Regions from separate parts of the Homo sapiens genome. Here all the other regions are linked to region 3. Evidence: read pairs that join two places in POLR2A ChIA-PET (ENCODE). Cell type or tissue: MCF 10A. All regions are shown on one strand.

Region 1 (4,000 bases), 65 kb before region 3:
CTAACAAGGTGAAACCCCGTCTCTACTAAAAAATACAAAAAATTAGCCGGGCGCGGTGGCGGGCGCCTGTAGTCCCAGCTACTCGGGAGGCTGAGGCAGGAGAATGGCGTGAACCCGGGAAGCGGAGCTTGCAGTGAGCGAGATTGCGCCACTGCAGTCCGCAGTCCGGCCTGGGCGACAGAGCGAGACTCCGTCTCAAAAAAAAAAAAAAAAAAAAAAAAAAATAATAATAAAAATGCCTCACTTGGATCACAAACATCTACAAAATTCTACAGATAACATATTAGTCAAAAGAAGCTGCATGCCTTCCTGCTAATATTAGGAACAAAGCAAGGATGTCCCCTCTCACCACTCATTTTCAACATCGTAACTGAAGTTTTAGCTAATGTAATAAGACAAATAAAGGAAATGTATACATATTAGGAAGAAAGAAATTAAGCTGCCTTTGTTCACAGATAACATGGTTATCAAGGTAGAACATCCCAAATAATCAACAAAAAAGATTTCTGGAACTAATAAGTGATTATAGCATGGTATCAGGATGAAAGTTATTATACAAAGTCAATTATTTTACTATACAATAGCAATGAACACTTTGGATTTGAAATTAAAATTAAAAACACCACTTACATTAGCACCAAAAAGGGGCGGAAATACTTAGATATAAATCTAAATATATACAAGATCTATATGAGGAAAACTACAAAATTCTGATGTAAGAAACCAAAGGAGATGTAAATAAATAAAGAGACAGTCCATGTTCATGAAAATGAAGAGTTGAAGTTGAAAAGATGCCAGTTCTTCTCAACTTGATACATGGATTCAACACTCTCAATCAAAATCTAGCAGTTTATTTTGTGGATATTGACCAACTTGATTCTAAAGATGACATGGAAAAGCAAAAACCCAGAATAGCCAACACAATGTTGAAGAACAAAGTTGGTAGACTGACACTACCAACTACAGGATTTACCATAAAGGTAAACACAATAATGTGGCATTGATGACTGAATAGACAAATAAATAGAACAGAATACAAAACTGAAAATGGATTCACACTAATACAGTCAACTAAGGTTTGACAAAGAAACAAAAGCAATTCAATGGAGAAAGGACAGCTTGTTTGACAAATGGTACTGAAACAACTAGATATCCACATGCCAAAAAATAAAACAAAACCAAAACCTAGAGAAAAATCTTGTATCTTTCTTTTCTTCCTGACATGCATCACTATAAAACTCCTAGGATAACACAGGAGAACATCTAGGTGGCCTTGGGTTTGGCAATGACTTTTTAGATACAAAACCAAAAGCACAATTCATGAAAGAAAAAATTCATAAAATGGACTTCATTAAAATTTAAAACTTGCTCTGTAAAAAAACACTGTTAATAGAATGAAAAGACAAGCCAAGGATTATGAGAAAATCTTTGTAAAAACATAGCTTATATAAAAGACTATTTATCTAAAATATACAAATAACTATTTAAACTCAACAATAAAAAGCAACCCAATTAAAAATGGTTTAAACAGACACCTCACCGAAGAATCTATACAGATGGCAAATAAAGATGTGTAAAGATACTCAACATTATGTGTCATCAGGGAATTGGCAATAAAACAATGAGATACCACTACACACCTATGAGAATGGCTAAAATCCAAAGCACTTACACCACCAAATGCTGGCAAGGATGTGGCACAGCAGGAACTCTTATATATTGGTACGAATGCATGATGAATGGTACAGCCACTTTGGAAGAGTTTTGCAGTTTCTTACAAAGCTAAGCATAGGTCTCCAATAAGCACATACCCAAATAAGCTATTTACCCAAATGAGTTGAAAACTTACATCCACATGTTTTATGTATTTTTTGTATCTTTTATGTATATTTTACCATTTTAATCATTTTAAGTGAACAATTCAGTGGCATTAAGTACATTCACAATGTTGTGCAATCATCGCCACTATTTACCTCCAGAACTTTTTCATCATTCCAAATTGAAACTCTGTCCCCATCAAGCAGTAGCTCTGTTACCATAACCGCTTCCCTTGCCCCCTGCCCCAGCCCTTAGTAACCACTGTTCTACTTTCTGTTTCTATGAATTTGACTATTCTATCATGTAAATGGAATCATTTGTCTCCTTTTCATTTTATGTAATTTTGTCAAACTTCTCTTTTTGTATCTCTTACCTTTTGTTCTCATGCAACTTTCATCTCTATTAAGGTGTGCTTTTCTCTTCTCTTTCTTTCCTGAGTTTCAATTCGAGTTTGCCCTCTCCTGTTTTCTTATAATCTATTCTTTAATCCCTCACAGCCTTCCTTTGGGCTAACTCCTCCGCCCCCGCCCCCAAAGATCATGTGTCAGTGTCTTAAGAGATTGTGAGAATTACACATCAGAATGCTTCATCTTTTGTAAAGATCTTTATCTCCTTTTCCTTAGAGTTATATGCATGTGTGCGTGTGTGTAGTGTCTATGGTCCTGTGTTTGTTCTTTTCTATTATTGATCTGTGGACACAAACATTTATATTGGCATTTGCTGAAGAAGAGTGTTTTGAAAGTTAGGAAAGGTGTCCAAGGCAGTCTGAGGCTTCAATTCACGTCTGTTGTCTTAAACACCTTTCATAAAATCTGCTATTCCCAGCTATGGAAATATGTGCAAATAGTCAATACACATGAAAAGGAACCCACCATGATTAGTCACTAGGGAAATGGAAGTTAACATCACAAGGAGATATCACTACAAGCTGGGTGCAGTGGCCCACACCTGTAACCCCAGCACTTTGGGAGGCCAAGGCAGGTGGATGTCTTGAGCTCAAGAGTTCAAGACCAGCCTGGGCAACATGGCAAAACCCTGTCTCTACTAAAAATATAAAAATTAGCCAGGCACGGGGGCACACACCTGTAACGCAAGCAACTAGAGAGGCTAAAGTGAGAGGATGACTTGAGCCCAGGAAGCAGAGGTTGCTGTGAGCTGAGATCATACCGCTGCATTCCTTTTTTTTTTTTTTTGAGACAGAGTCTCAAAAAAGAAAAAAAAAAAAGAGAGAGAGAGAGAGAGATCACTACGCATCCACCAGAATGGGTAATTATTTTTTTAAATCAAGTTTTAGAAAGCAGCTGCTAGACTGTGTGGTAGGGAATATAAATTGGTATAAAAACACTGAAAAATTATTTGGCTTCTAAAGTTAAAACATGTATTTACTTTCACCCAGAAATTCTATAGTGGTGATTGGGTAGGGGCCTAAAAGGAATGCTGGTAATGTTCTGGGTCATAGATACAGGTAGGTAAACTCTGTAATAATTTACTGTAGGCACTGTTTTGTATTTATGTAGTATCCAATGAAAATGTAATGAAATTTGGGCCAGAAGGCAGAAAGAACTCCTGGGTACACACTCACTACCTTAGTCCCCCTGAGGTTTAAATAATTAAAAGTGTCTGTTTCATCCTTGCCTTTAAGAAAACTCTCCCTGCTGATAACTGAGCAGATCAAAGATCTAAAGGTTGTGGTGGAGAAGGGTCATGGAGTTGATTACCCCCAATAAAAACAAAAAGAAAAACTTGGTTTTTTTTAAGCTGAAAAAGGAGGATGGAAAAGTATAGTGGGCAGGCATAGTAAAATCACTACAGTCTACTGCATTCCTGAAAGGAGAAGCTTGTGAGGACTCACCCCTTACCCCTATAACCTGCTGTGGTGATTTCATTACCCATAGCTACTTAAATCAATGAGTATATCATATTCAAAAGCTGAAGGGAGAATGTTTCAGCTTGGGAGTGTAGTAAAAGAATTCCCAGTCCTCTCTTTGGTTCCATAAATATATCACCTTGTTCTATTAAAGCACTTGGATGTGATTTTTAAATATGCCCAACAAAATGCCATCAGTTGATTTCTCTAACTAATAAAGAAAATGTTCAAGAGTTGGTAGTAAATTCTTGGTGATTATGCCATTAGAATCAGAGTACATCGTTTGTAAGAAATCCTCAGCCCGGCACGGTGGCT
Region 2 (4,000 bases), 50 kb before region 3:
TCTTATGCCTTCCTGGGGAGGAAGTTATGATGCCGCGAAGAAATTGGCACTGCTGAGTTCTACATGCAGTTGCTACAGGGAGGAGTCTTCATTTAGCTTTAAGCGAAATACAGCTTAAAAATATCTTACCTGTATTCTGTACATCAACTTGTGATGGATTGAGGCCAGTTCTGGTTCTTGGAATGATATTTTTCTCTTTGTTAGAGCCATTTTGTTCTAATAGCTGTGATGATCCAATCAAGAAAGATGAAATGGAAGACAGTGAGATGTCAAGGATTGAATAGGACGTAGAACCAGAAGATAGAGGTTGAAGGTACCGCTTTGCCCCTGACCAGGGGTAAATTCTTCAATAACTGACTCTGTCCGGATAAGGAGGATAATAATGCTCTACCAGCTTCAGTTACCGTGTTAGGGGATCAATAATATATGCTATGTAGATTAAGCCATAGAAAAGTTAAAGCTTGAAACATTTGTTGGGCAGCTGAACCATGAAGTGAATGAAATTAATTCGCCTTCAAGTGGAAACATGAGATCCACAAGCCAGCTTTTACTTCACACTTCCACCTTGGAGTCTTGAATACCTCTCTGTCTTCCTTGCTTGCCATCTGTTCTCTTACTTTTGATGCTGTTATTGTCCAAGATGTTCTCTCTTAGAATAGCTGGTAATGATAGCACAATGCATAGATGGGCTCAGTCCACAGAAGCTACGTGAATTCTCCCAGTAACAGATGAGGAAATTGAGGCTCAGAGATGTTCAGTAGCTTGCCTAAGGTTGCATAAGCTAGTGAGTGGCAGAGCCCAGATTCAAACCAGATACACTTCAAAAGCAAGCGCTCTCAGCTACTGTGCCGGATATACCATTCATTCAGAATAGCGTGGGCTAAGCCCACTCTGTGTTGTGAGACAGAGAACATTCAGACTAAGACATGCATGACCTGTCCTGTGGGAGCCACTCTTCACCAGAGGCACTTCTGCACACACCCGCGTCTCATGCATTTTCCCTGGTCAAATTCAACCATTTGTTCTCCTTAGTGTCTTTGTTGCTGAGCTCATGTAAAAAAACACTGGAGTCTCCAGATTAGTTCTATGTGGGTTCATGCTTCCCAGATGCCATCGGACTGTGTGTTCTCCTCTTGTCCTTGGTCAGTTCCCTCTCCCATCCCTCACAGGGACTGGTCTTGACACTCTCTGGGTTTTACTGAATGTTACATGTTTATGTTGAAGAGATTGCTGATGTTAGACGTTAGGATTTATTTGGCAGTGCAAGAGTTTGTGTTTCTCTTTCTTTGAGGATCTCTATATTGTTATTAATGGTGGTGTTGAGGAAACCACGGAGCTCCTGAAGCAGCGATTTGACCACATTTTCTATACGGGAAACACTGCGGTTGGCAAAATTGTCATGGAAGCTGCTGCCAAGCATCTGACCCCTGTGACTCTTGAACTGGGAGGGAAAAGTCCATGTTATATTGATAAAGATTGTGACCTGGACATTGTTTGCAGGTGAGTCTGGCTCTCTGATTTTCTGAGGTTTTCCCAGCACAATGGAGACTTTTCCTGACAATGTTACTCTTTGTACTTGAACCCCATACCTTATGGCTCCAAGATACATTATTAAGCTTTGGTGGTTGATGTCCTCAAGAGTAACAGGAGTCTTTCACTGTCTCTTGGCGCCACTGTCAAAAATGGTGAGCTGTAAGTCCTGACATCATGTGGTTGTCCTTAGGAATTTTAAAAAAGTTATATCTGTTCTCAAGATTACAGCTAGATCTAGCAAGAAATTTTAACGTTCTTCTGGCCAGTGATCTGTGAAGTACATAATCCAAAGTATTGTGTGTGCCTAATAAAATCTTTAAATGCCCATTTGAGAGGGTATTATGCTGATATCTTAACTGAGATCCTTTGTGGGCAAAACAAGTGTTCCTCATTTTTTAACTGTGAATAACATCTTGCATCTGAAAATTAGAAAATAAGAGGTTTCAGGTTCTCTCTGCTAAATCCGGTTTAGCTACTAAGAAGTGCCAAATCATAGAACTGACTCTGTGCTCTGGGTGGTGTGGCTTTCTCTGCCCTTCAGAGATTCCAGGTCAGGGTTCCAGGTTGGCTTCCTAAGTAGAAATCCATTTGTCAAAACCAGACACCCTCAGTTAGTGAATGTTTAGGGCATGGGTTTCTGCCCATGCATAGGAAAGGTCTTCCCAAGTGGGGCAGGGCTCCACAAAGAGGAGGATGGCCTTGGAGGCTGGCTGACATCCTGCTTTATACCTGAACATCTTGCAGGCAGAGCCAAAAGCCACAACCAGGAGAGTCTGTACCGAACTCTGGTCATCCAGGACTTTCCTTTGGCTGGACTGGAAGAGGGGAAAGGACATTGGGAGGCTGTTTCTCCTCTTTTCCTGCAGCAGGCAATGGCTTCACTGTTTACCAAGTACTGTTTGCCGTGAGCTGGCCTGAGAACTTCCCTGCTATGTAAAATATTCCACCTCATTTGGAAAATACTTTCTAAGTTCCAAACAACTGATTTAGAAATGAGTTTTTAACTTTTTTATAAAAATTGCCAGATAAATATATGAATCTATTTTAGTTGCAAGACATTCAAACAACACAATGTAACAAATGAATATTTGACTGAATTACTGAATTATATAGCTGTTCTGGATGTTTTCCCCTCAGACGCATAACCTGGGGAAAATACATGAATTGTGGCCAAACCTGCATTGCACCCGACTATATTCTCTGTGAAGCATCCCTCCAAAATCAAATTGTATGGAAGATTAAGGAAACAGTGAAGGTTTGTATTAAAAACATCTGATTCCACTGATTTTAATAAGATAAGGAGTCAAATTAACTATTCGCAGGCAGCATCCCCATTTGTTTCTCCCTTCAGGAAAATTTCAAAATCATATGTGACTCAGTGAACTTATTGACTAATATGAAAATGCTATGTGTACCATAGAATATATGCTGGGAGCAAGGTTGCATTGGTGTTAAATCTACTTAAACTGTCTAGTTGATTTGTTGATGATTAGTTGTGGCATATACTTTTTTTAAAAAAGTTAAATAATCGTGTGTCCGTGGTTTTGAGGGAATGTTGCCAACCCTTTAGGTATAATCAGAGAGACTCTTTGGCATATTGGCCATTGCTGCTGAAGGTTATCAGTTTTTGTGTATGTAGAGGGCCTAGGGTGGCCAGTAGTTTGGAGGAGTGACTTAATTAAATAACTACTTACAGTATACCCTTTATATAATTAACAATCTTTCAGCGTGTTTAAAGTAAATATTTGCAGTGAGGGAACCAAGGAAGACTGCATGTAGAGTCCTAAGCCAAGACTTGAAGAAATATAGGATTTAAGTTGGTAGAAAGGAATGGGGGCTGGGCACGGTGGCTTATGCCTGTAATCCCAGCACTTTGGGGGGCCTAGGGGGGCAGATCACTTGAGGTCAGAAGTTCAAGACCAGCCTGGCCAATATGGTGAAACCCTGTCTCTACTAAAAATACAAAAAAATCAGCCGGGGATGGTGGTGCATGTCTGTAATTCCAGCTACTCAGGAGGCTAAGGCACGAGATTTGCTTGAACCCTGGCAAGAATCGCTTGAACCCGGGAGGCAAAGGTTGCAGTGAGCCAAGATCACGCCACTGCACTCCAGCCTGGGCGACAGAGCAAGACTCTGTCTTTAAAAAAAAAAAAAAAAAGAAGAATGGGATGACCAAATGACCAGTGTGACTGAGTTCAGCAGTGGGTGAGGATCATTAACCCCTCAGATGAAAGAAATTATTGGAGCAGTCACTGTTTACTCGACAGATGTTAATTGAGCACTAAAAGGAAGGATCAAAAACACCAAAGAGTAATGCATGTGATCTGAAAATGAAAATTGTTGGCCAGACATGGTGGCTCACGCCTGTAATCCCAGCACTTTGGGAGGCCAAGACAGGTTGATCACTTGAGGTGAGGAGTTAGAGACCAGTTTGGCCAACATGGCAAAACCCATCTCTACTAAAATT
Region 3 (4,000 bases):
GGAGCCTTACCATGTAGGTCACAGTGGCCACCTCGTAGATGACAGCCTGGGCAGAGAGATCCACCACACTGAGCAGCCCTAGAGAAGAGGCCCGCCGTGAGTCCGGCCCGCAGCCCCAGACACCCAGACCCTGCGCCGACAGGACGCTGCTTTGCTTTGGGGACTCAGGGGCTTTTTTTTTTTTTCTTCCTTGAGACAGGGTCTCACTCTGTCGCTTGAGCTGGAGTGCAGTGGCGCAATTATAGCTCACTGCAGCCTCCACCTCCTGGCTTAGGTGATCCTCCCACCTCAGGCCCCCAAGTAGCTGGGACTACAGGTGGTGCCACCACACCCAGCTAATTTTTGTATTTTTTTGTAGAAACAGAGTTTCGCCATGTTGGCCAGGCTGGTCTCGAACTCCTGGCCTCAAGTGATCCACCCACCTCGGCCTTTCAAAGTGCAGGGATTACAGGCATGAGCCACTGAGCCCGGCTGATTTTGAAGGGCAGATTGGTAACAATGACAACAAAAAGACATTCCTGCCTGGCCTTCAGCCTGTTAGGAAAATTCTGCCCAGTGCCCCGGAGGCCCCTGCAGGCTTCCCTGTGTGGTCTGTCTTTCCAGATGAACTCAGGGTGGCAGTGTGAGGGAGGGGACAGAGAACAGGACCAGGGTCCGGCAACTCGAGTTCGGTTCTTGGCCCTCCCACTGATTTTCTATTTGTGGAGTTCCTGTGTTCTTGGGGCCCCGTTTTCTCATCTGCAAATGCGGGGCAGGGCAGGGGTTCTCACATTCAGGCTGCCTGGAGTCCTCACTTCACCGAGTGCTCTAATGAGCACACACAAGGCAGCAGGTGGGAGCCTCACACTGGCAAGCCTGGACCTCTGCTCACACCCGCAAACCAACTGAATCTCTCACTCCTCCGTGCCTCAGCCACCTCCCACGGGCACCTGCTCTGCCTGGCCCATGCTGGGATTCAGGCACAAAAGGCCCAAGTCTGCCTCCTGGATGCTCACAGCCTACTGGGGAGGCAGACCAGCAACAGACGGATCAGCCCCGCTGGGCAGTGGTGTTCTCTGGGTCCAAGCCTGAGGGCCTGGCCAGTGAAGCTGGAAGGGGGCTGGTGAGCTGCCATCCTGGGGAGGGGGCTTCTGGGATGGGTGAGCCGCCATCCTGGGGAGGGGGCTTCTGGGCTGGGTGAGCCGCCCACACGCCATTGCGCCCCCCATCCTCTTCCACGTACCCATGAGGAAGCTCCCGATCTCATAGGCCCACCACTCAACACAGATCATGAGCATGCTGGGGACAGCCAGGGAGAAGAAGGGGCCCCAGTCCTGCAGGCACTGGCTGGACCAACCTGGAAACAGAGGCCCCATGAGCTGACAGCCTGCCCTGCTTGCCCACCTCATTCCTGCTCCCCACTGCCAGGAGGCCCCTAAACCCCTTTGGCTCTTCCTGCTCTGGGGCTTAGCAGGCTCAGGCACTGGGCATTTTGCAGAGGGAATGCAGCTGGTCTAGAGCTGGTGTTGGGGCCTACGGAGGAGGAGGATGCAGGAACAGGGCACCAGGCTCACCTGGCCAGTCCACGGTGTGGCCCCAGGGCTCAGGGCATGGGTGTTGGTCCCCACTCCACCACCCACCACTCTGCAGGCTCCATTTCCATCTGAAAACCCCAGGCCTTATAGCTGCCCTGCCTCCCTGGGGAGTTTTCAGAGGCGGCATGAGATCAAGGATGCTGAAGGGAAACACACCACAGGTGCACTGGGCAAGCTTGGAAGGGGCTCAGCCAGGGCCCTGCCCCACATGAGGCCCCAGGGGCCTGCAGAGCTGTTCCTGAAATGCCTGGCAGGAGAAGGTCCTTGTATGGGATTGGCTCTCAAGAGGCAGAAAAGGACAGGCAGGCCCCTACACGCCTGCTGTTTCAGCAAATTACTTAACCTCCGTCTGTCATAATCTCCTCTTTGTAAAATGGGGCTAATGAGGTGGGGTGAGGTTTAAATGAATTCAGGAATGTCAGGCACCCCACGCACTGCTGACGCCTGGTATTCCACGGGTGTCACTGCTCTCACCGCCATCCTGAGAGCAGAGGCTGGGCAAGAAAGCTCCCTGGGCCAGGCTTCTGTGATGGACCCAGCAGGGCTCTGCATCGTGACACCTTGGGTGGAGGGACTCTGGGCCCTTGGGGCTGGGGAAGCAAAGGGGAAGGAGGGGGCCGTGCAGGGTCCTGCACCTCCTCCAACAGGCTCTACTGCACCCTCTGCCTGCTGACCACCCTGCCCCAAGGCTAGGGCAGCACCACCGCTGGCCTGCTCAGCCTCCCAGAGCAGGCCAGGCCTCCCACCTGCCCACGTCTCCAGGTGCAGCTTCTTCAGCACAATGTAGAGAAGGAGGAAGACGGTCTGTGCAAACTGGGAGATGATGTTGGCATAGGCGGAGCCCCTGGGTAAGGAGGGAGAACAGGGCTGCGACTGATGCCAACTCTCTGCCACCGCCCTGCCTGAGAGAGAGGTGGCTCTGGCGGCCAGCCCGTGTGGGGCAGGCATGGCTCTGCTCTTCCCCCATCCTGGGATCAGACTCAACCAGGGCCCACAGGCACCTCTGGCCATGGTGGCTCTACCAAGGCAGCCGTGACTACAGTGTCCTGGGGGCCACCTTGCCAGTGCCCACTTCACCTCTCCTGGTGGGCTTGGGCAGGAGCGGGGAGTGGCTGTCCTCTCACCCAATCAAGCGTCAAACTGAGGTCCCCAAGGGACCATCAGGCCCCTCCAACTCCCCATAACCCTCCACTTCAGGACGGCACAGGCAGGGCCAGGATGGTGACTGATCTGTCTCCACCAGGGGTGGAGAGCTCAGTGGGCAGTGTCCCCTGACCAGGCCCCACCAGCCCCCGGGCTCACCTGACCCCCAGGTTCAGCACAGAAACCAGGGCATAGTTGGCCACACCGTTGACACAGTTGCCCACCACACCACTGAGGACTTGGGGCCAGGTGATCTTCTGAAATAAATGAAAACTGGCCCTGCTAAGGTGTGAGTGAGATGGATGGAGGATGGACAAACCCGGGGTTTGGAATGGGGACTCCTCCTCCTGCCCCTTCAGCCATCCCTGTTGAGGAGTTGGAAGAGGCTGGGACGCACAGCCTCTCACCTGCCTCTGTGCGGGAGGTCAGGATATGGCAGGTGGGTTGGAAGTGACCCCTTTCAAGAGCTGGTTCACAGATGGTGGAGAGAAGGGGAAAGCCCCAGGCCCCCCTCCCACTGGAATAGGGCAGTGTGCTGGGAGAAGGGCCTCCCCACACACCAAAGACCTGTACCTGATTTTGCAAATATTTTGCCAGCAGATTGTAAAGAAAAATCACCTGTATGAAAAGCAAACCCAAACAAATCAACAATAATGACCAAAACTCACCAAATGAGCATTAACAGACATTCCTTTCCAGGACATAGTACCCCAGATTGGGGAAATTACTTCATCAAAGTATGTCTGGGACCTCTCAGGTGCGGCCAAAGCCTACCCAGCCACCTGGACTCATGCTCGGGCCCAGCCTATGGAAGAGGCCCCCTCAGGGCTCCCTTCTGCCACAGGGGAGATGAGCAGGCATGCTTTGGCTCAGAGAGAGTACTCTTTGCACACATGCTCATAGTGCACAGTGCCTGGTAGGCCTTCCGGCTGCTAAGCCAGGCTTCCATCAGCTTAGGAAGGTGAGAAGTGACCCAAGGACCTGTTCACAGAAGGGCCCACTTTGGTTCTGGCCTTAGAGACAGGATTTGAAGGTGTGACTTCGGACGAGGGAATGGCAGGTACTGAGACATGCTGGCCGTGGGCAGCCTATGCTAAGCAGGTTCAAGACCCTACGGGGGTGGCGGGCCCTTCCCTGGCTGGGGAGGACCATAGGGGAGTGTACGTGGCAGTGTGTGTGTTGGGGGGCACTGTACCTACCCTTTCTCTCCTCTCTTAAGGGGAATAGAATAGGCATCAACTGAAACCTAGCCCAGGGCCCTTGTCCCATTCCTTCCTGTAGCT

The links. Peaks named below come from ENCODE experiments on the same cell type or tissue, not always from the same donor. Only the 100,000 strongest peaks of a DNase experiment are listed, where the experiment ranks them.
Region 1: POLR2A ChIA-PET joins it to region 3 with 5 read pairs; 13 of 35 experiments call an interaction of 5 or more read pairs at or near these places.
Region 2: POLR2A ChIA-PET joins it to region 3 with 6 read pairs; 13 of 35 experiments call an interaction of 5 or more read pairs at or near these places.

The regions. Positions count from the first base shown.
Region 1 is chr17:19,640,188-19,644,187 of GRCh38, forward strand. No RefSeq gene overlaps it. Among named protein-coding and RNA genes, the nearest start is that of ALDH3A2, 6.6 kb to the right of the region's middle. In MCF 10A, no CTCF peak of the experiment used is centred here; a DNase peak (open chromatin) is centred at 1,634.
Region 2 is chr17:19,655,075-19,659,074 of GRCh38, forward strand. It overlaps ALDH3A2 (aldehyde dehydrogenase 3 family member A2), which reads left to right. Exons shown (of 10, transcript NM_000382.3): 4 at 1,292-1,500; 5 at 2,671-2,788. Among named protein-coding and RNA genes, the nearest start is that of ALDH3A2, 8.3 kb to the left of the region's middle. In MCF 10A, no CTCF peak of the experiment used is centred here; no DNase peak of the experiment used is centred here.
Region 3 is chr17:19,705,426-19,709,425 of GRCh38, forward strand. SLC47A2 (solute carrier family 47 member 2) reads right to left here. Exons shown (of 17, transcript NM_001099646.3): 6 at 3,291-3,335; 7 at 2,877-2,974; 8 at 2,321-2,418; 9 at 1,223-1,336; 10 at 11-78. Among named protein-coding and RNA genes, the nearest start is that of SLC47A2, 9.2 kb to the right of the region's middle. RefSeq lists enhancers at 937-1,574, 1,575-2,212. In MCF 10A, no CTCF peak of the experiment used is centred here; a DNase peak (open chromatin) is centred at 1,846.